2 separate regions of the Homo sapiens genome follow, and region 2 is linked to region 1. The links are chromatin loops, found by intact Hi-C in ENCODE. Cell type or tissue: CD14-positive monocyte. All regions are shown on one strand. Links, peaks and the distances in the headings refer to the core of each region. The heading gives the core; the rest is flanking DNA. Region 1 overlaps JAZF1-AS1 (JAZF1 antisense RNA 1). Region 2 overlaps JAZF1 (JAZF zinc finger 1).

Evidence for each region. A loop is a pair of places that touch in the nucleus more often than their neighbours do. Peaks named below come from ENCODE experiments on the same cell type or tissue, not always from the same donor. Only the 100,000 strongest peaks of a DNase experiment are listed, where the experiment ranks them.
Region 2: a loop joins it to region 1, with 2.2 times the contacts of the local background. A loop is called at or near these places in 2 of 110 quality-filtered maps.

What each region holds. Positions count from the first base shown.
Region 1 is chr7:28,232,473-28,248,692 of GRCh38, reverse strand. It overlaps JAZF1-AS1 (JAZF1 antisense RNA 1), which reads right to left. Exons shown (of 4, transcript NR_034097.1): 4 at 7,316-8,236. Among named protein-coding and RNA genes, the nearest start is that of JAZF1, 60 kb to the right of the region's middle. In CD14-positive monocyte, for the core only: no CTCF peak of the experiment used is centred there; DNase peaks (open chromatin) are centred at 7,992, 8,612, 9,102 and 11,202; H3K4me3 peaks cover 3,752 bases; H3K27ac peaks cover 4,217 bases.
Region 2 is chr7:28,148,755-28,160,573 of GRCh38, reverse strand. All of the region lies in intron 1 of JAZF1 (JAZF zinc finger 1), which reads left to right. Among named protein-coding and RNA genes, the nearest start is that of JAZF1-AS1, 26 kb to the left of the region's middle. In CD14-positive monocyte, for the core only: no CTCF peak of the experiment used is centred there; DNase peaks (open chromatin) are centred at 5,003, 5,413, 8,473, 9,963 and 1 weaker place; H3K4me3 peaks cover 4,024 bases; H3K27ac peaks cover 4,186 bases.

The DNA of each region.
Region 1 (16,220 bases), core at 4,038-12,037:
CCCAGTATCACCATGAGAGGAGTATGCTTCCCCGCCCATTCAAGTTGGACTTCTCCATGTGCCTTGTTTTGGGCCATGGAGTATGGCAGGTCTGATGGCAGGCCTTAAGAAATATCACATTTCCACTAATCCTCTGAGTAGACATGTTCCAAGTAATTACTGAGTTTAAGAAATAAAGTGACATCTGTGAAACAAACCTAAAATTGGCCTGTAGCATGAAACAGAGCTGCCCAAGCCTACCCATAGAACTATAAGCAAGAAATAATTGCTCATTGTTTTATGCCACTGAGCTCTTTGAGGCCATTTGTTACACTGAAAAAGCTAACTAATACATAGAGATTATCTCTGGATAGTGAAATTAAGTGATTTTTAAAATTATTTGTGCTTCTAAGTATTTTTCCCAATTTTCCACTATAAATATTTATTGTTTCTAATATGATTTAAAAACCTGAAATATTTCATGCCAAAATATAACAATGGTTTTTTTTCTGCTACAAATCACATATTTTAAAAGTATTTTTCTTTAAATTTTGAATTTGTTTCACAATAAGCATGTCTTACTTTTATAACCAGGAAAAAAGTAATAAAGGTTTTGTTTCCTTTATTTTTTTCCTGGAATGATGGTCATTCATGAATCCCAAAAGGGACTTTGAGGATTTAGTAGTGAAGCCAAGTAGACTAAGGATAAATCATCCTTCTTTATTGGTTGCCTGGGGCTGGGGTGGGACTGGAAAGTGATTAAAATGGCACTGGGTTTCTATTTGGGGTGTTAGAAATGTTCTAAATTTGGATTGTGATCATGGTTATAGAACTCTGTAAATTTGCTAAGAATTATTGAATTACATATTCAAAATGGGCGAATTTTGTGGTATGTGAATTACCTCTCAACAGTTTTTTTTTTTATTTCCTTTACATGACAATTTAAAGGAATAGACTTTAGTTTCAAGAACTGGAACTACAAATAACTCTTTGTCCTAATGAAAACACAAACAACAATAACAATAAAAACAAAAAATAACTATACAGACTCTCAATGAAAAGGTAGACTAAGAGTCTTTGTTGGGGGTTTGGGAGGGGGAAGCCACAACCCTGAATTTAACAGGAACACGTTCCTTTCACTGAGAAAATTATGATTTGCAATCACATTCAGCCTAACAGTCCCAGGTAGTCCCAGATAGTGTGTAAGAGTCAGGCTTCTGGACAGAGGTTTAGTAATGGGATGGATTCGTGTTTTTGGAAGCCAGTAAAACTTGAGGACGAGTTAGGAGACATGTGAAGCAAAAGCACAACCGCACCCAGCTTGCTAACAACGGCAAGATGCAGACACCGTCCACTGCCCCCACATCTATGGGCTAACTAGTTAGCTGCTAGTTGAAACTTACAGAATATTAATGAATGAATTGAGTAGTTCCTTGTAGGGACTTGGAATGTAACCGAACACTGTATGGTTGGTTCAGAGGTTAGCTTACTTGAACCAAAACAATTTGCAAATTATGTAAACTAATTCAGAGTACAGTAAAAGCCCTGTGTCCCCATCCAAAACTCCTAAATCAGCCCCTCTGTCTGGAAGTCATCTGTTTGTCAAACCTCTGGGCTGACATCTAACTCTTGCAATTTGAAAGTTGCCATAACAACCACGGGGAAAGTTTTGCTCAACAGAATATAATCCAAAAGCAATTAAAAAAAAAAAAAAAACCTTTTGAGCAGCTTCTAGAAGCCAAAGGGAATGTGAATGATGCACGCCCAACAAGTAAAATTTCTCACAGGTATAAAATCTGGGGATCACAAGGCAAGAAACAGAAAACTAGAAGGTATTGTCAAATTAACAAAGCTGGAAACGTGGCTGGCTCAGCCACCTCTCTTTATCCTGGGCACCTTACACATAAGGTGTCCAAGAAATGTTTGTTGATTTGATCTGATTGAGAGCAGTTCAAATCCTTATTTCATTTCCCAAAGAAGAATGAGCCTATCTCATTTGAGCTGGGACCCAAATGCACTAAATGGATGTGAATTTCAGAAATCCCTGTACTTGAAATGATTGGGCTTTTATCATTGTGCTCCCTCAACCACCCTTGAGTTAGTATTCGATTTGACATCAGTTCAAAAAAAACTGCTTTTGCAAAAATTAAATTCAATTAAGACAAAATAGAAAATAAAACATTTTAAAACAACTTCTTTTTGAAGTGTATCTTAGGGGAAATTCTTTCTCTGTGGGCAATGCGAATTTTCTTATTTTTCTGTGCATCATTTATTCTGTCTTGTCTGATGAGGGCCCTTAATTTTTTTTTTTTCATCTCCTATTTTTAGCTTTGTGTTTCAGGGAACCTCTCCACGTTTCAAGGGAAGGTTGTGACTAGGTCTGGCCAATCAGAAATTTTACACTGCCCTTGCCACAATGATTGGTTCAGAGTTATACACATGACCCAATCAGAACTAGTAGAGTCAATGCTGGCCGATTGGCTGAAGGAACTGAAAGAGTTCACATAATCTCATCAGGTTTATCCCTTGGATTGTGAGGGACTGTGGCATGCTGCAAATAACACTGCACCAACAGATAAAAGGACTTGAGTTTTAAACTTGGCCTTGCTTCCTGTAAGCTGTGTGGCCTTGGACAAGTCACTTGACCTCCTGGGATCTCATTCTCCTCATCTGCAAAATTCCTTGGAAGTTTCTGGGAGGATTTTATAAAGGATGCATATGTGAAGCCACTTTATATGTTATAATGCTTTACTGAAACGTCAGGCCTTGCCTTTTGTCTTCACAGCAGCCCAAACTGAAATTAGCAGGTAGGGCTGTTTGGGTTCAGTGCCCTAAAAACCAAAAACCCTGCCCAAGAAGAAGAGAATCTGAAGCCACAGAATGTCACAGCCAAAAGGGAGCTTGGAGGATATCTGGTCCAACCCCCTTCATTTCTCAGATGAGGAAACTTGCTCTATCTACACTTGAAAGGGAGGAAATGACATAAGGACAACTATTGCAACCATTCATGCGGGTTCCCCACGTTAACTTAAAGCAATCAGTTAACAAACTATGGCCTTTTAAGACAAAGACCATGCATGTGTTTCCCTAATGTGCTTATCTTTTTCTGTGGTAAACAGCGTCACCTGCAGATAAGTGACAGCTACAGAAAAAATAAATAAATAAATAAATAAATAAATAAATGGATTTACCGGACAGTTCAATTCCTCCGCACAGCTCAGCCATCTGAGTTCAAAGATGGAAGGAAAAGAGATTTGCAGTTGAAAAAATTGCTGAGCCATGTGTCTGAAATGCGTTAAATAATTGCAATAGGGATTTTATTTGTGTTTTTTCGTTTTCCCTGTTGGTGAGAGCCACTCCTGCCAACAAATTATTTGCCAAATGGTGACTTCATTTATGATGCCGGTAACGTGATGTTTAACAGCTGACATGTGACCAGTACTTCAAAAAAACTGTGTCCCTTAGCTTACATGGCAACTGAAGTGTTGCAAAAATTCAGAGATCCACATGTAAAATTCAAGAATTTAATATGAGTAAGAGTTATTGAAAGTCACATCTGGTCAATTTTTCCTCATTTATTTATGTATTATTTTATTATTATTACTTTTTTAGAGACAAAGTCTTGCTCTGTTGCCCAGGCTGGAGTGCAGTGGTATGATCATAGCTCACTGTATACCTCAAATTCCTAGGCTCAAGAGATCCTCCTGCCTCAGCCTGCTGAGTAACTAGGACTACGGGTCTGCACCACTGTGCCCAGCTAAATTATTTTTAAAGATTATACTAATAAAAACCTCTAGTACTCATTACGTACAAAAAGCAGTTTATGTATATTAAATAATTTAATCCTTCCCTTTCTGGAAAACTGGGACTAACTCTATGAGGTAGGGGCTGTTTTTATCATCCACAGGTTTGAAGTGAGGCCCAGAAAAGTTGAGTAACTTTCCCAAATTCTCATAGCAGGAAGATAGTAGAGCTGGGATTTGAACCTAGGAACTTGGCTCTATGGTCAGAATGCTTAACCACTCTATTATATTGATCTTTTTGTGATAATCTTGCACATAGAATACCTTGTATTTTCTTTAAAAAATAACTTGTATATGAAATTAAAATGAATTAAAATAACTGTTCAAATTTATCTTTCTAGAACACTTTTTTAATGACAGCATCAAGAAAAAGCAGAGTAAGAATGCAAAATTTGGAGCCAGGTCACTTGAGTTGAGGCAACTGACTAGTAGCTGTTATGACCCTGGGATAAGTGCCTGAAACTCCTTATGCCTCAGTTTCTTTGTCTGTAAAATAGGGATAAGAGTGGTACCTAAATCCTAGAGTGTTTGCTGGAGAGTTAGTGAGATAGAAAGGGAAATAGTTTATGTAAAGTGCATAGCCCAGTGTCTGGCACATAAAATATGCTCAATAAATATCACCCAGTATCAGTATCCCTATTATCAATACCATTATTACCTTGAGTATTAGACACCACTTCAGTTCTGCTTTTGCTCCTCCCAGCTTTACCTGTCTCCCCTCCCCACCTCTCAACCCCTGCAGTCCACTTCCGCATAGGCTCCAATCTGCTTCTCACATCTGCCACCCAGCTGTGCTCCTGTCATCTCCTGCCCTGGGACATCTCTGTTGACCTCAATGCATGAGACTCCAGGGGAAATTTCTTCATACCCAAGCATATGCAACCCAGAGTGCTAGGCAACGAGCCCTCTAAGAGTCAAAACTTGAAGTCTTTCTTTTTCCCTGTCAAAGAACGTATGAGTTGGCTAGAGTTGCTATAACAAAGCACGATAGACTGGTGACTTAAACAACAGAAATTTATTTTATCGTACTTCTGGAGGCTGGGAGTCCAAGATCAAGGTGTCAGCAGGTTGGTTTCTTCTGAGGTCTCTCTTCTTGGCTTGCAGATGACCGCCTTCCTGCTATGGCCTCACCTGGCCTTTCCTCTGTGAACATGCATCCTTGATGTCTCTGTGTGTGTACAAATTTTCTGTTCCTAAAAGGACACTAGTCAGATTAAAACAGGGCCCATTCTATCAGGCTCACTTATCTTAATCACTTCTTTACAGGCCCTATCTCCAAATGCTGTCACATTCTCAGATACTGAGGGTTAGGAATTCACCATATGAATCCTGGAGAAACACAATTCAACCCATGACAGAGGGTCCCAGGCTACAATTCATTAGGCTCCTCACAAGGTCCTGATGGGCAGAACAACCAGTTGACTGTAGTGGCTGACTTACCCGTCTTTCCTGGTTTACAACCCTACTCCTCTTTGGGATCATACTCACCAATAAAGACTTCATACATAGGCTTGCTCTCAAGCCCTTCTTTCTGAAGAATTGGGACTAAGGCATCTAATGGAAATTCTGGATGATGTCCTACTGCAGGGTCAACCAGACCTGTCAAATGTGGCCCCAGCCGTCCTTTCTGCTCTCACTGCCCCATCTGCACAGGGCTTGGCCTGTGCTCACCACACCAGACTCTGCATGTTCCCTTGCCCTCCTGGGACACAGAGTCCTCACCTGTAAATGACAGGGCTGGGTCCCTTCCTCCCTTCCAATTGTATAAGAAAGACATGCTCCACCTTCCTATGAGTGACCTTGTTCACTCTCCTGGAGATGAGTTATGATCTCCATAGAATTCTAAATAAGAAAATATTCCAGGCAAATTGAAAAAGAAAAAAAAAAGATGTCCTAGATTTACACAAAAAGGAGGCAGACAAACCACACAGTAGTTCAAAAGCTCTCTAAATTAGTGCTCCAGCACTATATGGGAAAGTTAACAGATATGGAGCTGGCCAATCCCAGATTTTAATTAAAACCCATCTTTTAGGCCAGGTGTCGAGGCTCACACCTGTAATCCCAGCACTTTGGGAGGCCAAGGCAGGCAGATCACCTGAGGTCAAGAGTTGGAGATCAGCCTGGCCAATATGGTGAAACTCCATCTCTACTAAAAATACAAAAATCAGCTGGGCATTGTGGTGCATGCCTGTAATCCCAGCTACTCAGGAGGCTGAGGCATGAGAATTGCTTGAACCTAGGAGGCATAGGTTGCAGTGAGCCAAGTTCACTCCACTGCACTCCAGCCTGGGTGACAGAGGGAGGCTCGGTCTCAAAAAAAAAAAAAAAAAATTAATTTTAAATTTTTTTTAAAAAATCTTTTATTAGTCAAAATATGACTAGTATGGCCACCCAGCCAAAAGAGAGAACTAGCTTAATACAAATGTGCTCTCACACACATACACACAAACATGTACTTCTTAGCATTTTGTTATTTTATTCTATGTGGAAGCAGCAGTATGTGGATGCAAATGGATTTTTCAAGTATTTCTCTTGGCATTATGGCCATATTTAATGTAACATCCAGTAAAGCAGAAATTTTAATTAAGTTTATGGCCTGACTATCTGTATTTGTTTGGAATTTCTGTCTCTTCAAAGCAAAATGTGAACCTGGCTTTAGACCTGGAAATATCTCAGGCTGCAACCAAAAACATTATCAACAAACGGCAAATGTGTGGTCTGAAATATAAAATAAGTTTAGAAGAAGTTGAAGCCTATTATCCAAATATCACAAAATACCTGGATATTAATTATGTAGTCACTAACTTATTTGGATATGCTTCAGGGAAGATGAAAAGAAAATTTTATATATTTTCAAGGGGAGAAAAAAACTATCTCAGCATCAATAAACTACCAAAGAGCCATTTAAATGCATTTTATTTATGTCTCTGGGTTTTGATGTGGTTTTCCTTTTAATCTTAATTTCTTTGCATTTTATAAATGAATAAAGCCTATGTACAATTCATATTTAAATGTTTTAGTTAATCTGGAGGTTTATTTTCTTTAAGAGAGTACAAAGTCACTAATGAGTACCAAATAAGAATAGTGAATGTGACCAATATAAATTAGTAAGAAGCATTTGTGTGAACTTGGAAGCAATAACAAAACACTTAAAATAATCTCTACTGTGTAATATAGGCATAACTTGGACCTGCCATCTCTTGTCTGCCTTTGGGGGGATGAATTGAGCTGCCCATAATTCAACTTTGTATTCTCTGTGAAGTATTTGTTACGCGAATTAAAGGTGCAAATAGATGTCCAATTTGAAACGGAAAATCTGGATGGAAACCCTGAAACAGCATTGCTAAACTCCCTACTTAAATTCATATGAAGGCAAAAATTCACAATGCTAAAAACAAGTACAGTCAACTCACTGCCAGAATCTGGTAGGCCTTCTCAATTCTTGTCTCCAGAAAAAGAAACTGTCTACCCAGGTAGAAATGCCTTTATCTTTTCACCACCACTGTCTTGCTGCATGAATTCAAGTTGAAAGACCAGTACAAGTCCTAGACCAGGCAGAAAAATAGAAACTCTGTCCTCTTATAGTACTGCTGCTTTTTGAGGTAGTCAGGGCCCTGTCTCTCCCACTAAACTCTCCCGTTTCCAAACTAATTATCTTCTCCCAAACTTGTCCATTATATATACTCATAAATTTACTCATGCCACTGATTGCCATGCCAGGCACTGTTCTAGAAGCTAGGAATACAGCAATAAACAACAACAACAGCAACAACAATATAGACTGCTCTGGTGAAGCTTATCCTCAGGCAGGGCACAAAGCAGTAGATTTTCCGTTCAGAGACTCATGCTCTGAGAAAATAGCTCTGCACAAGGTAAGAGTGAGATGGGAATAGAATATTGCACATGGGGAGATGTGGTATCCACAAGAAAAGTGCTGTAGTGGGAACAGGAAAATCCCATTTTCGTGTGTTCCACCCATGCTGAGTGATAAAGCCCAGGAACTGAGACTTACTTAATACAGTCCGGCAAAGCAGAACTGGATAAAAGCCTGCTAGACAACAGGGAGATAAACCTGTTCTATGTCAGGTAGGATAAACCACAGCAGAGTGAGAGGGACAGGGAATGCAGGGGTAAGGGGTGGGAGTGAGGACAGGGTAGTTGGGGAAGGCCTTCTTGAGGAGGTGACGTGTGAGCAGAGCCCTGAAGTAGGTAAGGAAGTGAGCCACGTGGACATGTGGAGAAGAGCTGCCCAAGCCTGTGCAAGGGCGTCAGCCTTCACCCGGTTGCCTCTGCTCCTGTAGGAACTCTTGGTTTGTTTAGTCAAGGCCAGTTGTTTCTGCCAACAGCATCTCCACAACACATCTTCCTGCTTCTGTACTCCAAAACCTTCTTTAATACAAACGTCCCCAATCCCTGGGCAATAGACTTCACGGCTCACCTTCACGGTAGAAGGGCTGCAAGAGAAAGGGGGAAAACAAACTGGATCACACAGAAAGTAAGTATAGTTGAGGGGTTTACAAAACAAGTATCCACAATATATATATTCTAGAAAAATTATTAAACTAAAAATTAAAATAAGAAGAACAAAAGGTTCTATAAAAGGATGCAAATCAGGTTTTGCTCAGTCTTGACATCTATAATAGTAAGTTTCAGAAGACAATAAAGACTTTAGGGAAAGGGTCATGACACCAGAATGCATGCATATGTATGTGTGTGTGTGTGTATGCACACACACACATATACGAAGACAATAGTAAGTCATTCTCAAGTTTGTGACATCTCAGAAAGTGAATCATCACAGTACCTTGAGGAAATTTCTAGAAAATATATGCAGACGACCAAGACATAGATGACAAGTAAGACCTCCAGAAGAGGAAGTTGTAGCTAACAGGCCAGAGGAATCCTCGTGTACTCAGGCTGGGACCTAGAATCAAGAGCTCCAGCCGAATGCCCACGTCGGGGGCCACGCATGGCCCTGCACTGCTTCCTTCACCACCGCCTCTCCTGCAGCTCTCTCTCCGCTTTCCAGTGCCAGGAAATGGGCTTGTTGCACCATATCCTTCAACTCTCAGTTCAGAGGAAATCTTCTGCATGTTTAGTGGCCACTTAAAGCTGTAATTAATAGTGTTCTCTTCCAGTGCTTGCTAACATTGGCTATGTGGGTCACACTGTTAAGAAACTGAACCAGGAGAATTACTTTCAAAAGGTATTTTCCCTGCACAAAAGTAGAATGACATAGTGCAACATAATCGTCCTTTTTTTTCTGCCATGGAACATAAGTGATGGCTTTCTGCACCTTTAAAAGTCATACTGAGAGTCCTGAGTCATTGAGGTTTAATTGGGAAAGACTACTAAACCACCAATAACAGATATGATCTGCAACTGAGCCTCTTGAAACTCTTTCTTACAAGATCTGTGCATATTAACAAAACTTTAATCCAGCATAAACACAACTATGTGTTTAAAAAAAAGGAATTATAAGAAAATGCACCCAGATGTTAAAGGAAGGAAGGGATAGTTTCTCTGGGAGGTAGACTTTTTATTTATTTATTTATTTATTTATTTATTTATTTATTTATTTATTTATTTATTTATTTGAGACAGAGTCTCTCTCTATTGGCCAGGCTGGAGTGCAGTGGCACGATCTTGACTCACTGCAACCTCTGCCTCCCCGGCTCAAGCAATTCTCCTGCCTCAGCCTCCCGAGTAGCTGGGATTATAGGGGTGTGCCACCATGCCTAGCTAATTTTTTTATTTTTAGTAGAGGTGGGGTTTCACCATGTTGGCCAGGCTGGTCTTGAACTCCTGACCTCAGGTAATCCACCCACCTCGGCCTCCCAAATTGTTGGGATTATAGGTGTGAGCCACCGTGCCCAGCCTCTGGGAGGTAGACTTCTAAGTGATATTTTTCCTGCTTTATATAGTTAGCAGATATTTTAAAAACAGATTTTTAAGAAACCAGCCTATGCAATTGCACATATACCATGAAATTGCAACTGTTTAAAAATCAATACAGATGCTTCTCAATTTACGATGGGGCTACGTCCCAATAAACTCATTCTTAAGTTGAAAATATCATAAGGTGAAGATGCATTTAATACACCTAACCTCCAGAACATCATAGTTTAAACTTGTCTCCCTTAAACATGTCCAGAATATTTACGTTAGCCTACAGTTGGGCAAAATCATCTAACACAAAGCCTATTTTATAATAAAGTGTAGAATATCTCATGTAATATATTAAATACTGTACTGAGAATTGTTGGGTGGATACTTGGAGTATGGTTTCTACTAAATGCATTTCATTTTTGTACCAATGTACAAAAAGTGAAAAATTGTAGGTCAAACCTTCATAAAGTGGCAACTGTTTGTATGTCAGAAGAAGAAAATAAATCACAATGTATATGTAAGTGAAACTATTGATAATCTTTTTTTTCCTTCTCTTCATTTTTATTTTCTAAATTTTCAATAGGAGCATACATTACATCTGTAATTGAAAGAAATTTTTCTTAAAGTAAGATGGTGAGTGATTTGAGCATGCTTCAAGAGAGCAAACAGGCTGCTATTTGGATGCCAATCAAGTGATTGCTAATTACAAACAATTCTCATTTTCATCAAGTCAATCAGGCAGTTTTTACTTATACTTCAAGTAGAAGCCAATGTTTTTAGTTGCAAAGAACTGAATTGCTTCTGTGATAGAGTTCAAACTGCATATGCCCGTTCTTTGAAGACATTAGTAAAGCTCTATAAATCTTTAATCCAAATTTAAAAGGATTTTCTATAGGGGAGAAGGATAACAGACCATCAGTGGTAACCTCAAGGTGGATTGAGTAGTCAGATCTGTGTCGCTCCAGGCAAACTCCGCCAGGTCCACAGCAGGAGTGCGGACCCTTTGTGTAGCTCACCTCATACAACCCAGTCCAATTTTGGATGCCAGCTCATTCCTTAATTCCCTTCAGACCTCAGGATCTAAAGTTAGAAAGCCCATAAAGATAGGACACTTGTCTGCCATGCTAACTTCAGTATCCTAGAATATGGGAGGTGCTCTTCAATTTGTGGAACTGAAAAATCTGTTCAAGTGCCCAACTTTACTGAAGGATTGGAAATAACAAAAAAGAATAAAAGATCAAAGAATAACAAAGACCTTCACACTGGATGTGACTGCCAGCAGAATCATAAGAGGAGCCCTTCCAGAGGAAAGTGGCCTACTAGCACTTTCTCCTTCATCCCTGGCCTGCGCCCACCACTTTGCAGTGGCCAGCGCCTTCCCCAGCAAGAGCCCCTAGACCAGTTGTCTTCTCCCAGAGCCCAGGCCCCAACCAATGTTTGAAGGAAAACTTCACTGCTCACAAACTTCTGCCTTCCAGGATGGCCAACCACCCAGGAAGCCCTGACATTCAGGAAGGCCCCACCTCCTATTGCGAAAAGGACAAGGCATCCGAATTCAAGCTGACAGTAGCATCTTTTTCACATTTTGAAACATCTGGTATAAAAAAACACCAAGAGGGAACTGCGCACAGAACTGAAGGTGCTGGGCTCTGGAACTACCAGGCCCACCTCTGTGTTCCGTTCACATTAGCAAAGAGAAACTAGACTCCTTCATCCTTTGTTCATGCCCACCTCAGCTCTAGCCCTCCTGGCGTAATGATTTGGTTCTTTGGGAACCAAAAGAATATCCAGATTCGTAGCAGCCCAAATCTATATTAAGAACAAGAAGCATTTCCTTAAAGAAACACATTGCCAAGATTTCACTTCACAATGAAAACGGCCTTTACTTTACTTTGCCAATCAATTTAGTTGTTCATTGTCTTAAATCCTTCCACTTTGGAAAGGAGTTTTGCTTTCCATTTACATTACCAAATACCACATTAAAGAGACTCTCAAACACTGTGTTCTCAAAGTGGAAATCAAGGCACTCTCTCTCCAGCCCTGTTTCTCCAAGTTTGCCCACAGCTGCCCTGCCTCGGAATGACCTATGGAACTTTTTAAAAATGCAGATTCCCAAAGATCTTCTGAATCAGAATTTCATAGGAATGGGCCCCAGAATGTGCATTTAAAAACAAATTTCCTGAGGAAAAAGCTACCTGGCTTACATGTTTCCTGTTCATTGTGATAAATAAATGAACATTTAAAGGTGGGGAGGAGTTTCTTGAGTAATTCTAATGCAAACTAAAGACCCCACTGTTTTGCTCTAGAAAAACAAACTGAAGTTTAAAAAAAAGTCTGCTTTTGCCGGCCCGGTGGCTCACATCTATAATCCCAGCACTGTGGGAGGCCAAGGCGGGTGGATCACTTGAGCTCATGAGTTTGAGACCAGCCTGGTCAACATGGTGAAACCCCATCTCTACAAAAAATACAAAAATTAGCCGGGGTGGTGGTGCATTCCTGTAGTCCCAGACACTCGGGAGGCTGAAGCATGAGAATCGGTTGAGCCTGGGAAACGGAGGTTGCAGTGAGCCAAAAGGGCACCACTGCACTCCAGCCTGGGTGACAGAGGGAGATCCTGTCTCAAAAACAAAAACAAAAACAAAAACAAAACAAAGTCTGCTTTTCCCACTCTCCCTTCCATGATTTTCCATCGGTATTCCAAATTATTGGGGTTCAGACTCAGCTGAAAATCCTGTTGTACCTCATTTTACGGATAGGAAAATGCATTCAGGAAGTGCGCATATGCAGAATTTGCAAGCACTTTTGTGGTCTGACTTCATGATGGCATAAGCTCATGTGGTCCATGTACTTTACATACATTATCATATTTAATCCCATAAATAGAAAAAATCTTATAGATGTCATTGTTCCCACTTTGTAGTTGGAGAAACTGAGGCTCAGGAATAATTTGAACCCAGGTATGTTCTTTCATCCAGAGTTTGGGCTTTCCCTACTACACCCAGATGCCTGTCATCCACCCACCAATGTTTAACTAGTTTTCTCTTATTTTTGTTCTAGAGTTATTTTATATCTGGACTTTTCTCCTGCCCAGATATATTCTATATGCTAATTAATACCTTAAATTACATATGTAGAGCTATCCCTTTGATTTAAAGATTTGTTTTCTGCTAAATTCACCCTTTTGACTTTCGCTAAAATTCACGTTTTATTATTCTTTGGACATTAATACTTGATCAGTTCCTGAAAACCTTTTAACAAGGAAAGGATGGCACAAGTATGAGATGCTGGATGCAGAGGGTGGGAAGGAGATATCTCGTCACTCCAGGGAGAGGCAACAATGATCAGCGACCGTTACCTTCACAGTTTTACCCATGACCAGCTTGCCCTGGGAGCCTATATGGATCTTTTAGGATCCATGGTCACTGACAACAGTCCTGTTATGCCCTTAGCTGAGTTTTTCAGAGGATCTTTATGTATAAAATGGCAAGGGAAAATATTAATTGCCTGGAGAGGGACTAAGAATACAATTAACATCCATTAAAGTAAGTATGTTTGTTATTCACACTACATCTTCGTTTTATGCCATAAAAATGAGATGCATTTGGGTTGTGAGTCAATCTGGCAAATCAATTTTATGAGCTTTTCCTTATAAGTTAGGCCAGTAGCAGGCCCTTCATTGTTCAAAAAGGAAATGACACAAAGAGTTGGTTTAACAGCTGAGAAGGCAATGGAAGACCAGAAGAGCAAGTAGAGGTCTGGGCATTTGCCTCTTTCTTTCCTTATTTCCATTGGAGTATGGTTTTTAATTGCAAGCTCTATGAGGCTAGGGATGGTGTCTGTCTGGTTCACTGCATTATCTCTGGTGCCTAGCACTACAACGAGACCAGAGAAGGTGATTAGTCAACATTTGTGACAAATGTTGAATTAAAGCCTTTCAGAAATCCCATGTTGGCTTTGTTACACTGATTTTGTGTTTTCTAATTTCTTGCGTGCGATAGAATTCAATGCAGTACGAATGTCTTAAGTTACTAAATACCCGAGCACATATGCAAGATTTCAAACATTATTTTTTTGTCGTTAAAGATATGACTAGGAAAAAAAGTAATCAAATAGAAATATGATAGTTTAGAACAGTGTTGAAGGATCAAATCAATCCAAATTCAAAAATATCACAATGTTTGTTACTATTTTTCTCTTTCCTTTTGTTCTGGAATAATATTGCTTTGCTCCAGAAACAATGAATCATTTGTCATCTGCGTTATGCTCTCTTCCAAATAAAATAGCTATGTAGAATGGACTTATAGACAAAAGCCTTCTTGAGTCTGAAGACATGAGGATAATATATTTAAGACTGGTGATTAATAGCAGTTATAGAAATGCCTTAAGTTTTAAAGTCTAAAGAACTCAATTTTTAGAGTGCTGCAAGTTTGTTTTGTTTATATGAATTATAAATATGGAAAAACATTATTTCTTTGGGTAGAGATATTAAAGTAAAGTAGCTTTGTTTTGTTTTCTAAGTATGTACTATTCAGGGCTATTGGATACGGAGTCATAAGCAATCTATTTACTTATTGTGGTTCATGCTAGTCTTACAGGAATCGTTGATACTTCGGCATTGGAATGAGAGAATTATAGAATAATAAAGTTAAAGGCCAGGCATGGTGGCTCATGCCTGTAATCCCAGCACTTTGGGAGGCTGAGGTGGGCAGATTGAGCCCAGAAGTTAGAGACCACCTTGGGCAACATTGTGAGATCCCTATCTCTACAAAAAATACAAGAAATTAGCCAGGCATGGTGGCGTGCACCTGTAGTCCCAGCTACTCATAAGGGCGAGGTGGGAGGATCACTTGAGCCTGGCAGGTGGAGGCTGCAGTGAGCTGTGTTCGCCCCACTGCACTCCAGCCTGAGTGAGAGAATGAGAACTTGTCTGAAAAAAAGGAAAGAAAGGAAGAAAGAGAGAGAGAGAAAGGAAAAGAAAGAAAAGAGGAAGGAAGGAAGGAAGGAAGGAAGGAAGGAAAGAAGGGAGGGAGGGAGGGAAGGAGAGAAGGAGGGAAGGAATGGAGGAAGGAAGAAAGGAAGGAAGGAAGGAAGGAAGGAAGGAAGGAAGGAAGGCAGGCAGGCAGGCAGGCTAGAAAAGACTTCGAAAGATCATAAGGTGTGGGCTTTGTTGATACACATATTCTAGGCTAGGCAATCTGTTCGAAAGTCTTAGAAATAGGCATGCCCTCTGACCCAGTAATTCTACTTCAAGGAATTTATCAGAGGTATAAAGATATATATACAAATATGTACATCATGGCCCTATTTGTAATAGCATGAAATTGAAAACAGACCTAGGTGTGCAACAGTGGAAGATTAGAAAATACTCTATGGTATATCTAATACTTTGCAACCACTAAAGTAGCATTTGTTTACATGGAAAATGTTCACCATTTATTGTTAAGTAAACATAAAAAGCTGAGAAGGAGACAAAGTATAGTTGGTATGATGCCATTTTAGTAAGTTTAAAACTGTGTGTTTTTATATGTGTGCATGCACATGTCCATGAAAACTGCCAAAACATTAATACTGCTTGGATTAGACATCTCTGGGGCCTTACAGCCCCTCAGCCGTCCATTTTACTTCAGTCATTGCTGTGGAAAGCAGCTACACAGGTGTAAACTGACAGCCTATTGCCTCGGCTGGGAGGAGGTCCTCTCAGCCCTGTGGGTTGTCTGCAGAAACCATCTCAGCCTTCTGATGTCTGTGCAAATTTAGAAGAACAAGGGAGTTCATGCCCTGTGGGGTGACCCTTGACTAAAAGAAGATGGGAGCCAGTGGATCAATATTTCAAGTGATATGCCAATAAACTTTAACAACCAGCTGTCTAACAAAAATAGCCCTGATATGTGGCTTTCACCAATTTCCACGGTGTAAACACTCCCACTGTGGTCAATTTCAAGCTACCAACCTGATGTCACTGAGCACAAAGTTGGCACGACATATGCACAACAGGCCATGCCAAGCTGGGCAAGCAGGTTCCAACACACCATTGAATATATTCACCTCTTCCATCTCTCTCTTATCTCTCTCTCTCCCTCTCTTTCTCTCTTTCTCTCTCTCTCTCTCTTTTTAGAGACAGGATCTCACTCTGTCACCCAGGCTGGAGTGCATGGCATGATCACAGCTCACTGCAGCCTCGACCTTCCATCTCTTCAATGGACAATCTGAAGCTCATTCTACAGTGAGACTAAGCCTTAGTTACCCAGAGTGGTGAACGATTTGATAATACACTTTTGAATGGCCTTTCCCTCCTTCCCTGCTTCCCTTTCTCTAGCCCTCCACTCCCATTCCCTGGGATCACTTCCCAAAAGACAATCTGCACATGAACCCTTGTCCCAGGGTCTTTCTGGGGAAACCGAAGTAAGACAGAGGTTATTTTGGGATATGACAACTCTGGATAATTTAGATTTTTTTTTATGTGTGCTTTTAAAATATTGTCCATTTCTGGTCTGGGCTCAGTGACTCATGCCTGTAATCCCAGCACTTTGGGAGGCCGAGGCGGGCGGA
Region 2 (11,819 bases), core at 3,764-11,763, 88 kb after region 1:
CGAGGGCATCTGAGAATCTTAGAGTTTGCAGCAGAAGGAACCTTTGAGGACATCTCACCCAACAGCCTCCCTTCACAAAACAAGCCTCGCCTACCGTGTGCCAGGCCCTTCTGTAAGTGCTGGGGGTGCAGCCACAAGCAAAGCCCTTGCCCTCATGGAGCCTACATTCTAGATGGGGGACACAGGTAGACAACAAAGAAACAAAAGTATGTCATATTAGGTAGTGGTAAGGGCTGGAAAGAAAGGTAGAACAGGGTGAGGGGAGAGAGTGACAGCGGAGTTCTGCCTGGGTTATGCTATATTTGGGGTGTTTATGCAAATTCACGTTTCTCAACTCTTTTTTCACTATGTACCCCCATATCCTGGAGCCTTTTTTGACATTTTTTTCCTATTCCCATCCCTCCTCATGAGATTTTAATACCACAGATAAACTGTGCATCTGTTGATGTCCTATATGTAATCTGTGCTTTACACTTAGAGTGAGATTCCGTACCCCACCCAGAACCGATTTTCACCACCTGGAGGGCAGTATCACCCCATCATTCTGTTAAGTTCTGCTTTTTTGCTATTATAAGCAAATCAAACTCATGAAGTAGCCATTTTTAAACTATCACAATCTAACCTAAAACAACTTTTTAATTCAAAGCACTTTATTTCGTAATTATGGTTTCGCTTATAAGGGGTATCAGGGCTTGGGTGAATATTTTAAAAAATTGTTCAGGCACCAGGAGTGAAGTATGAGAATCTAGACTCCCCGTTTTTATGCAGTCTACAGTATAATAGGCTATGTGTACACCAGGAAGAATGAACTTTACTAGGTAAAACTGATTCTTCCTGCAGTTGGTAAGGAGGCTGAAGACTGCGACTGAAGCCCCATCTCCCAGTGCTGCAGCCTCCTCCTGGGCCTCCCTGCCTCTACTTTCTCCACCACCCTAGAGCTCGTCCTCCACAGCGGCAAGAGTGATCCTTCAAAATGTCAATCATGTCAAGCCACTGTGCTGACAAGGCTCTCCATTCCAACAAAAGAAAACCCAGACACCTTCCCAGGGCTTACGGTCTCAACACCTCCTGCCCACGCCCCCTCGAAGGTCCCACCTCCCGCCTTCCTCTCTGCTCCTGTGCTGCACCCACTCACGGTCCTCCTCTCCTGAGTTGGCCAGTGTTGTTCATGTCTCAAGATCTTTGCTCTTGTTTCTTCTGCTTGGGTTTCTCTTTAGATTTTAAAAAATTTGTTATATTAAAAATGAATTTAATTTTTAGAATAATTTTAGACTTACTGAAAAGTTGCAAAAGTAGTACAGGGAGTTCCCATCAACCCCACTCCCAGTTACTTCCCTGGGTTTTCCTATGAATATCCCCTCAGCATCTAAGTCTCATCTATTCGGAGGCTTTCTCTCTCCATGTCAGCTGAGTTAGGAGCCCACCTTCCTGCCTATTTTGCTATTGCATTACCCCGTTATGTCTTTTCATAAAACTTTCCTCTATCGAAATTGTCTTTATGTATTTGTTTGTTCAGCGTCTCTCTCCCCTCATCAGCTTGTGAGCTCCTTAAGGGCAGGGACTCAAAGCCAAGTGCACTGCAGTTCCCAGGGCCCAGGACAGTGGCTGGCACATAGGATGTTCTGACCTACTGACTGGCTTTCAGTCAGGGAAGGCTGGTCCAAGGCCTAAAGCCATGAGTGGAGAGCCAAAATGAGCAGCTCATTTTCTTGACATTCATTCAAATGCTCGACATCATTAAGCCCAGTCTATGTCCATATCAGATTGAATTCTCAATGGCAATCAAAGATAGGACTGCTTCTACAGAGGACCAGTCAGAAGTTATTTGGGTAAACTGATGGTGAGAGGACTTAGGCAAAAAAACTGGCTTTCCCAGAGTCACCCTATGAGACCCGCATCTTAGCCCCATGTATTGTTGCTCCTTTATATCTGAGAATTCTCTCCATCTCAGAGCTGTGCATTGCGTTGATGTGGGTGCTACCTTTATTCGGTTGTGGAAATAGGATCTAATTTGGGGCTTATGGGAATTGGAATTGCATTGGCTACTAGTAACAGACACCTGACACAGCAGCTTAAGTCAAGAATTCTGGAATTCACCTGTTGCTGTCTTCAGTGGTCCAGGATGTTTGTGCCAGCTGGAGTCTCTGCCGTTCTCTTCCCCTTTCGTTAGCACTCCTGATTTCTAGGCTTCCAGAAGGAAGGGCAGGAAGGCCAAAAGGGCTTACTGGAAAGCCCCACCAATAACTACTGCCTCCATTACGTTGGCTACCCCTCCTTGCCTTTTTATCTCCTGTCAGTCCCCTATGGACCATGGGTTTTGGGTGAGGCCCAGGCAGCATTAGGAAGTATCTCTCTCTCTCTCTCTCTCCCTCTCTCTCTCTCTCTCTGTGTGTGTGTGTGTGTGTTTGTGTGTGTGTGTGTGTGCGCGCGTGTTTTCAATGTGGTCTCCTTTCTCCCTAGGCCCAGAGTGCCTGCCCTCAACCAAGTTTTGAGAGGTCGAGAAGTATAATTCCCCCTGCAGGGCACATTGTGCAGGGTTCTGTTATGCAGAGATAAAGAGAGAATAGACATTGGGCAATCCCTGCTGCAGGAACCAACATGAGTGTTTATTCCTATCAGTTCTGCTACTTGAGAAACTTAGGAGGAGACCATGGGGAATTTAAGCTTACATCGGGGATTAAAAAAAAATAAAGGGGACTCTTCCATTCCTTAATTTTTTGTTCATTTTGAACAGTACTAAACTCAAACCGTGTCACACCAAAATGTGATTTTGTGTATGTAGGTGCATGAGTTAGCATTACATGCTAAGCTTCATTAACAGGGACCCTGAAATCAATTGTTTAAAAGAAGATAAAAGCTGTCTCTGTCACGAATGGAAGTAGACTGTGGTTCAGGGTGGATAGTATGTCTCCTCCACGAAGCTGTCTAAGGATGGGTTCCTTCTGTCTTGTGTCATCTTCCCATCGGGCAGGGGTTGGCAAATTGCTGCCCTTGGGACAGATTTGGCCTGTCTCCTGTTTTTGTACAGCCCGCATACTAAGAATAGCTTTTACATTTTTAAATGGTTGGAAAAAATGTGAAAATTATTTGCAACTCAGATTTCACGTCCATAAATAAAGTTTTATTGGAACACAGTCATACTCCTTATTTTTATACCGTCTGTGACTGCTTTTGTGCTGCAATGGCAGAGTTGAATAATTGTGATAGAGCTGATAGGGCCCACAAAGCCAAAAATATTCACTGTCTGGCTCTTTACAAAGGAACTTTGCCACCTTCTACTCTAGGCTGTGGTCCTGACTCAGTGCTTGAGGCCAGCCTCCTCTCACTTTGTCTGCTTATCAGCCTGTGGGAAGAGGGACTTAGTGGGCACACCTAGCTGTGGGGGTGCTGAGGAGATCAGTCTGCAGCTGGGCAGCCATTTGCCCAGCAGACACTCTGGAGGTTCTGCTATTAAAAGGAAGGAGAGAGGAGATTGAGTTACATTGAGCAGACCACCACAGGGGCTGTGTGCATGCACATGTATGTATGCTTTCAGAATCCACTGTGGTTGGTTGAAGGATATCGAAGGTCATCTTAATGGATATTGAAGACTGTCTTTATTTATACGTAGTATGGAGTCCGGTATAAACAAATATGGGAAATGTAGCATATGATGGAAGAGAAGGTATTTATCTGCCCTTTGATTCATGCATTCATTCAATGACTGTCTCATAAGAATGATTTCCCCCCTTGCTTGGTAGTGTTCTAGTTCTAGGATCTGAATTTAAATTTCTTGGTGACGTACTCTTGCTTATAGAGCAGTGGTCTCCAAGAGTGGTCTCTGGACAAGCAGCAGCAGTATTTTCTGGATTATTGTATTAGATGTGCAGATTCTCAACACTGTGTCCTCTTGCCCCACACCTACGAAATCAGAAACTATGGGGCTGAGACCCAGCAATTTGTGTTTCAACAAATTCCCAGGTAATTTCAATACACTCTTGGGAACCTCTGCTGTAGAAGATGTAGCGTTAATTCATAACTATAATGAGCGAATGGTCTTCTCTCTTCACTGAATGAACATTTTGTGCTTTCTGGGGAATCAACAAACATTTTCTCCACTTACCTAAACTTCTTATCAATAGTCTCTTGTACTCAGAAAATGTACACAAGTCAAAATAGACAAATCATATTTTGGCTCCACATTTATTCTAGCAGACAGTGGCAGACTCTGCCAAAGCCACGAAGTGACTCCCCATGCAATTGGCCAGGTGACCACCACCACCACACAGAGCAATCTCAGTCCTTGACTGGTTCCTCTGTGTGAAAAGGGGCCTCTACAGCCTTGACCCAGTGACTTTCAGATTCTGAGGAAAACAGACGCTTGATGCCTGTCCAAAGTAAACAGAGCCAAGAGAACCTTTCACAAGCCTGGTTAAGGATCGATGGTTCCACCCAAATGATTTAGATGATTTGGTGTTTAAGTATGTTGTTGCATAACTCTTGGCAGCCAGAGATACCAGTGTGCTGGAGTGAGTGGCAATTTGGATTGAATGAATAAGGTATCTATCAAGGGTGTATGTATATGTACATACCAGCTACTGTGATTTGGACATTACCTACATTAGCTTATGTAACCTCATAGACACCTTATCAGGTAGGTACCCTTATACCCTTAAGATAATTTTCCAGATCAAAAAGCAGAGGCATTGTGAGGTTAATTTGCACAAGATCATCTTCCCAGGAAGAAGCAGGGTTAGAATTTGGACCCAGGTATTTGGTTCCTATACTTCCCATGTGCGCGTGCACACACACACAGACACACACATACATTCTGTGCTGTCACAGCCTAGATGTGGTTGTTTCTCTTGGTCTCTTCTGCATGGGTCATTTCTTGTATGATAATTCTGAATTTAGGTGGAGGTTGTAGTTGCTGAATGGGCATGGGTGGCCAGGCCCTCCATACTGTGTTCAGTACCTTTGATGATTAACTCTGAAAGGGAAGAAAGGATTACTTAGTGCAGGCCAGAGAGCTGTAAAAGGTTCCTAAATTACTCATTTCCCCTCTGAATTTCTCCTCTTGCCTCGAAAACTAAAACACACTTTATAGGGGAAGAATGAAGACCGTATAACTCTGTGGCAGCACAGTTTGGTAATTAATGGACTTGTGCCTCTATCAGAAGAGTGATGTATTATTCCAGAGCCCTGTAGAATGAGTTAAACTGAGAGTGAATTATTTGGTTTGACTGATGTGTACAGTAACTGAAGATAGTTTATTAGTGGGCCAGGTTTTAATCTTCTCTCAAAATGAGTTCTCCTCATATTCTGCACAACTGCCCAGTCTCTTTCATGCCCTGAAATTGAGTAAAAGGAGAAGGTGCTAAAATGGTTGAAACAAGAAGTGAAACCTTCTGTTTCATCATATGTTCCAGAAAATATACAGTGTGTTTTTACTGCAGCCTCCTTTCCATCCCCCCTCCCAATCATTTTCATTAGTGACTGATGTGATTGCAGAGTGGTTTGGTGGGGAAAAGTACTTGCAACCAAATTTAGTAAACCGCAAGCCAATTTTATTTTTAGTTTTAGTGAGCAAGGGCAGATAGCAATTGCAAATATCTTACTGTATCTACTTCTAAGCTTTTACTTTTCTTTTTTTTTAATGTTTTGCCTTTTTCTCTCCCTAGTATGTTTTGTCTATTTTGAATATAATTGTTTTTAGGAGAAAAGGCCATTTTTTCCTTCTATCATTGAGAGCCCCCTTTTTTTTTCAATATTGTAGGCATCATCTTAGTAGGAAATAGAATATATTTATAATCAATGATGTTACAGAAATTTTGAAACTGAGAAATTAAGTACCATAATTAATAAAAGGTAGGAATAGGGAATCATAAATAATTATTTAGTATTAATTGTCAGCAGCAGCCTAAGGTTGCTCAGTGATAGATTAATAAGATCAAGCAGAAAAATAAAGGATCCCATTGGCCAGAGAATGTGAGTGGAATTCCTTTTTCACCTGTATGGCACAATGGTTGGCATTCAAGAGACATTCAGTAAATGTGGTTTGGTTAGTTAGTTGGTTGATTGTTGAATAAATGTTTGAGTCCTGCACTCACTCCAGAACATCAGACTATTGGATATGAGGTTAAGTTTGACCAGAGGATCTTGAAGAGGCTGTATAATGATCATATCTTAAGTACTAGAAGAGTCATTAGTGGTCTCAAACCCATCTGCTCTACCCATTGGAGACTTCTGTAGGGACCCTGACAGTGGCCCTCTGCCATGCTTGAACATTGTGATCACTAAGGGCTTATTTCACATCAGCTTATTTCAGGTCTATTCTGTTGCTGGACAGCTTAGATTATGGGATCAACTTGTGGGATTGTAGCAAAAGCTCATCTGCGCTTTGCAGATTCTTTCTTAAATAGTCATATAAGCCAGTTACCCTCATGGGTTGGGATGGGAGGGGGTCAGTCAAGGAGGACAGCAGTCCCCAAAACTTCGGGGAGGCTTTGTTAGGGGCCATCTTCATGTGTACCTCTTCATCCCATTATGAAAGTACCCAGGGACTGAGAATTCTTGGCATTTCCCAGTGTTCTCCCTGGATTTTTCATAGTGAAGTTTTGATAGGGACTTCTCTTAGAGTCTCATGATAATTGTTCCAGGGGGAGGGGGTAGAGGGGCAGGTAGGTGGAGGGCAGGAGAGGATACATGTTTTGCAAACAGTTCTGAGCTGCAGACATCCCAAAGCACCCCTAATAGAGGTATGGATTTCTGGGTATGGTGAGTGGTAACCCCACCGTGGTCATTGCCAGACCACATCAATTCTGATTGTCATATTCAATGAAATAAGTCTCTGTAGAAAGGCTATCAAGAAATGAAGGCTCTGGAAGCCATGAATGAGGAAGAGAAGAGGGACTGGTAATGCTTAGCTTGGTGAAGAGAACATAGTTCCAGATATGAGGAGGGCTGTCAAGAAAGAGGGAATAGGTTTGTTCAGTATGGCTGCAGAGAGTGAGACAGTTAGAATGGAGATGGCTATGGGATAGGTTTGCCTCAGGTAGAATTTCCTGGTATCGTCATCTAGAACTGAACAATCCTTTTTTTGTTTGGTTTTGTTTTGGTCTTTGCCTTTTTATTATAGTTGGGAAAAACCTGCAATCTGGTTATTAATGAAAATTTCCCCAATAGAAGTTACTCACTTTTTTGAATAATCATATTCTAAATATAGACTTTAGGAAAATAAATTTATAAAATACATTGTTGCTAATTTTTTTTTTTAGTGGAAGTGTGATGCTTTTTATCATTCGCAAAGAGCCTGATGCTTACATTTCATTAGTTTTATTTCAGCAAACATTTTCTGAGAGCCCACTTCCTGGCTGACAGTGTTAAGAACTGTATGCTCCAAGATGAGCAAACCAAGTAGTGTACCCTTGGAGAGTACTAGTGGCCCCACACTGCTCATAGGGCCATAGTGGAGGTGCTGATTCGAGGGAGAAATTATAATGAACTGGACATTGGTCTCTGGAAGTTGGAAATTACCTAGACTGCTCAACAAACCTTTTACATGATTTATAAATTTTAAAAATTCTCCCTAGAAACTAAGAAACTATATAATACGGCTTTGTGAAAATGCAACACCAATTTACACTGTTTTCAAAAACATGTAATCATAATAGTTATGAAAAAGTTGTAAAATTCAAATGTATTTCTGTGTATCTGTATTGGGTTATCTCTGTATCTTTCTTGTACTTTTTCCACTGCCATTTTTTGCAGTGTCCCCTTTTCAAACCTCCTACCTTCTTCCTTTTCCTGTCCTGTGTCAATAGACCTAGCTGAATTTCGCCTCTGCATAACTCATTCTTCAATCACTACTTTCTTATCTGTAATTCTTCATTAACTCGCTGTATTTACTTACTATTCTTGTATTTCCTGAGTCGAATTTTTAATTTTTATCTTTTTCTTTTACAAAGGAATAGTAAGTCAGGATTCATTTGTTATTACTTATATGGCCTTTGATTTTTCTTTTCCCTTTTCTGAGTCAATGGGAGATAGAAAAAACTAATCCAATGCCTGGCATAGATGAAGCATTGAGTATTAGAAGAAATGCAGTAGAGTTTGGGAGAGGAAAAGGTGTGCTCAGTAGCACAGTGGGGTAACTGGGAGATGGAGTGGGTCAGAGGGCCAGCTTACTTATACCCTGGCCAGGGAATTAGATTCAGGGTTTCATGAGTAGTAAGTCAAGCCTTTTGATTTATTCCAAATACAGGACTTTTAGGTATTCAGATGAATACTTGTGAAGTTGTTGAAGAGATGTAGCCAAATATGGGAAAATCGTATAGAGCAAAGTTTTAGCAACCCTGTCATGAAACCATGAAAGCTGATTCATTTCCTTTAAAAACCATCTATATCATTAGCTGACCTGTAGTAGTAGTTGTTGTTGTTTTATATAAGAGAACTTCTGATTCATCAACAGACCTAGCTAAATTTCCTCTGCATAGTGACATAATTAAGTCAAATCGAAACTCTCACATCATCATGTGAGGACGAAACTACGTAAAGACATGAAGCTGCTGGTTTGATTTGGGAAATCTAAAAATAAAATGCTAATGAGATAGATATACTAAAGTAGAAAGAAAAATAATTATTAAGTATATGTCAACATGAGCCACAATTCTTTTTTGTTTTTTCACTAGTAGAGTGAATTGTGGCAATTTATGACAATTGGATAATGCAGGTTTTTTAAAAACATTAGTTTTGACTCAAACTTTTAAAAATTAAAAGATTTTATCCTCTGTGTTTTTTTTTTGAGATGGAATTTCACTCTTTTTGTCCAGGCTGGAGTGCAATGGCATGATCTCGGCTCACTGCAACCTCCGCCTCCCGGGTTCAAGCCTCAGCCTCCCAAGTAGCTGGGATTACAGGCATGCGCCATCATGCCCGGCTAACTTTGTATTTTTTTAGTAGAGACAGGGTTTCACCATGTTGGTCAGGCTGGTCTCAAACTCCTGACCTCAAGTGATCCATCTGCCTTGGCCTCCCAAAGTGCTGGGATTACAGACATGAGCCACCGTGCCTGGCCTCATCCTTTGTTTTTGAAAGTATTGTAGAAAATATAGAAAATAAAGGAAAACATGAAAATAAATTATAGTACATTTATAAGACATAGAAAAGCATTTTTAAAATTCCCCCTCCAAGCCAGGTATGGTGGCTTATGCCTGTAATCCCAGCACTTTGGGAGGCCAAGGCGGGCAGATCACTTGTGGTCAGGAGTTTAAGACCAGCCTGGGCAACATGGTGAAACCTTGTCTGTACTAAAAATACAAAAAATTAGCCGAGTGTGGTGGCATGTGCCTGTAATCCCAGCTACTTGGGAGGCTGGGGCAGGAGAATCACTTGAACCCGGGAGGTGGAGGTTGCAGTGAGCTGAGATCGCACCACTGCACTCCAGCCTGGGCAACAGAGTGAAACTCCGTCTCAAAAAAAAAATATATATATATATATATCGAAAATCCCCCCTCCCAAGAGCTACTGCTGTTAACATTTGGATGCCTTTCCTTTCAGTCTTTATTTACATTATTAATTATTATGTATAATTTGTATTGTGCTTTTCCATTTGCCTTATAACTTAAAACTTTTTCACTTCTAGTTACAAATTCTTCATGCATGAAATTTTTAATGGCGTTACCTATCGAATGAGCACATTTTTATCTAAAATACTTGATGACTATACTTCACATGCTGCCTGCAGACACTTAAATGACTGGTGGAGTTTTGGACCTCAAGAGCCAGTCTCCTTCAGTTGTCAGGCCATCAGCATGGGCCTGGAGGCGAAGTGGCCTGTAGCATGAGAAGCAGGTGGACACACAGGCTTCCCTTCAGACCCCACCTGAGTGCTTCCTAATGTCTCCCCCGTGTGAGGCTTGGGCAAGTTGTGTGGCCTCTTAGGAGAGGAAAGCCCCTTCCTGTGCCCTGTAGTCATCATGCCCAAATGTGCAGACCAGGGCTGGCCCCATGACAGTGTTCCCACCGGTCCTCATGCAATGAGAAAAAAACATAGACACGCTGTCATGACTGTTTCTTCAAGTTAGATACGGCGGCATTTGTGGCCTTTATTCGAAGGTGATGCCTTTTGATGAATGTGTGCACTAAACTGTTGTTTCTTTTACAAAATGAAGATAATGATAGTCAATATCTTTGTTTTCTGGACTCTTCCATGGGCATTACTTTTCTTTCATGGCCTGCTTTGTGAAATCCAAAAGTCTGGAAGCAATTCTTTTGCAGGCCATCTGTGCCAAATTATTGGCAATTCCCTGAGTCCTCCCAGCACATCTTTGCTCACCCTGTTTCTACTTCCTTGAATGCCCACCTTTGACAAGATGACAGATTCTGTCAAAATTCCCTGAAGCAGTACCCTGCCCCCCGAAGCTTTCTGGACCTGCCTCCCCACCGGGCAAGATGATCCTGTCCTCCTTATAGTAACACTCATTTCAGTTACTCAGTCCTCTGACTGCCTCCCCTAGAAAGTTCCTGAAGGAAATGGAATCCTCTTCAGAAAACCTATCTTCAAAGAAGCCAGGTAATGTTTGTCAGGGTGCTCCTGGCAAGGGAATAGAGGAAGGTAAAACCTTCTTGCAGATTACGTGGGCGCTGTGTTTGCTCTAGTGGTCACTGCTGAGGCTCCTGCCAGAAGGGACTTTCCAATCAGCATTGTGAGACTTTGTTTTATTTCATCAGGGTGTTTATTTCCTCAGGGGAAGAAAACGTAGGGAAGACAATGGGAAGAAAATGAGGTGACTGCTAAGTGAATTAATCAGTAATTATTTAGCCCATTGCTATATCCCATGTTTCAGCAGATACATTCGTTTTAGACAGCTCTCACATTTAAAGATAAGTGACCTTTCCCCCCACTGATTCAAATTGAAGATCAATGTGTGCTTGTGTGGGAATCTAGTTGAACCTGTGGGTTCAGGCTTTCCCATTGCCTCTTTATTTCTGTGCTTTTACCAACTGGATGCACCTCCCTATTTCTGACACTGAGAAGTTCACCGGTGAGGGAGGCATGCCAAGGAGGACTTGCGATAGCCCAAAAAGACAGGGTCTCATAGAGCAGAGAGACTGGGGGTGGGGTGGGGAACTTTGAGTTTGACCCAGGCCTTTCTGCTTGCCTGCCTTTGCCTGCCTGTTTACATTTTGATCTTCAGAGGGAAAAAAATAGGTGAACTGTTGCCCTTTCTTTCTCCATGGACGTCTTTCTTGACACTGGCGACATACTTCTTTGGCACTTTTTCCAGTCTGATAGGCATTAAGAAAAAAAGAGGCTTTTCATGCATTTGTTGACAGAGCAAGAAAGGGGATATAGTTGTCTGGTTCAATTGCTAAGATATGAGAAATTGGGCTGCTTGAGGAGAGGAGGCTGTTTACAGGCTCTGCAGCCCAGCCTATGTGTGAATGCTCCCTGGTAGCACAGGAAAGGTGGCCCACCATCCTGATTCCTTCACCAAAAATGATGGGGACAGCACGTAATGCCAGGAGACAAAGAGTTATTTTTGCTCTACTTGACTTTGGATTGGGGGAAAGATTTGAGTACCATCTCTTCGTTAATATGAGAGCAGTAAAATAGATAAGTAAAGCCAACGTAAGTAGAAACCTCGCCTATCCTTAAGGACTCCTCAGCTGCCCATTTCTGACTGCGTAAACCGCAAGGAGGTTTTCCTCCTCCAGACCCTGAGTTGCATGTGTCATTCACTCAGCAGTGAATCAGTGAATCCTGCCTCGTTCCTTTGTTGCTGTCTGATTGTTTCAAGTGCAGTGAGTTTGTCTTCACAGCTAGTTCATGAGCTTAT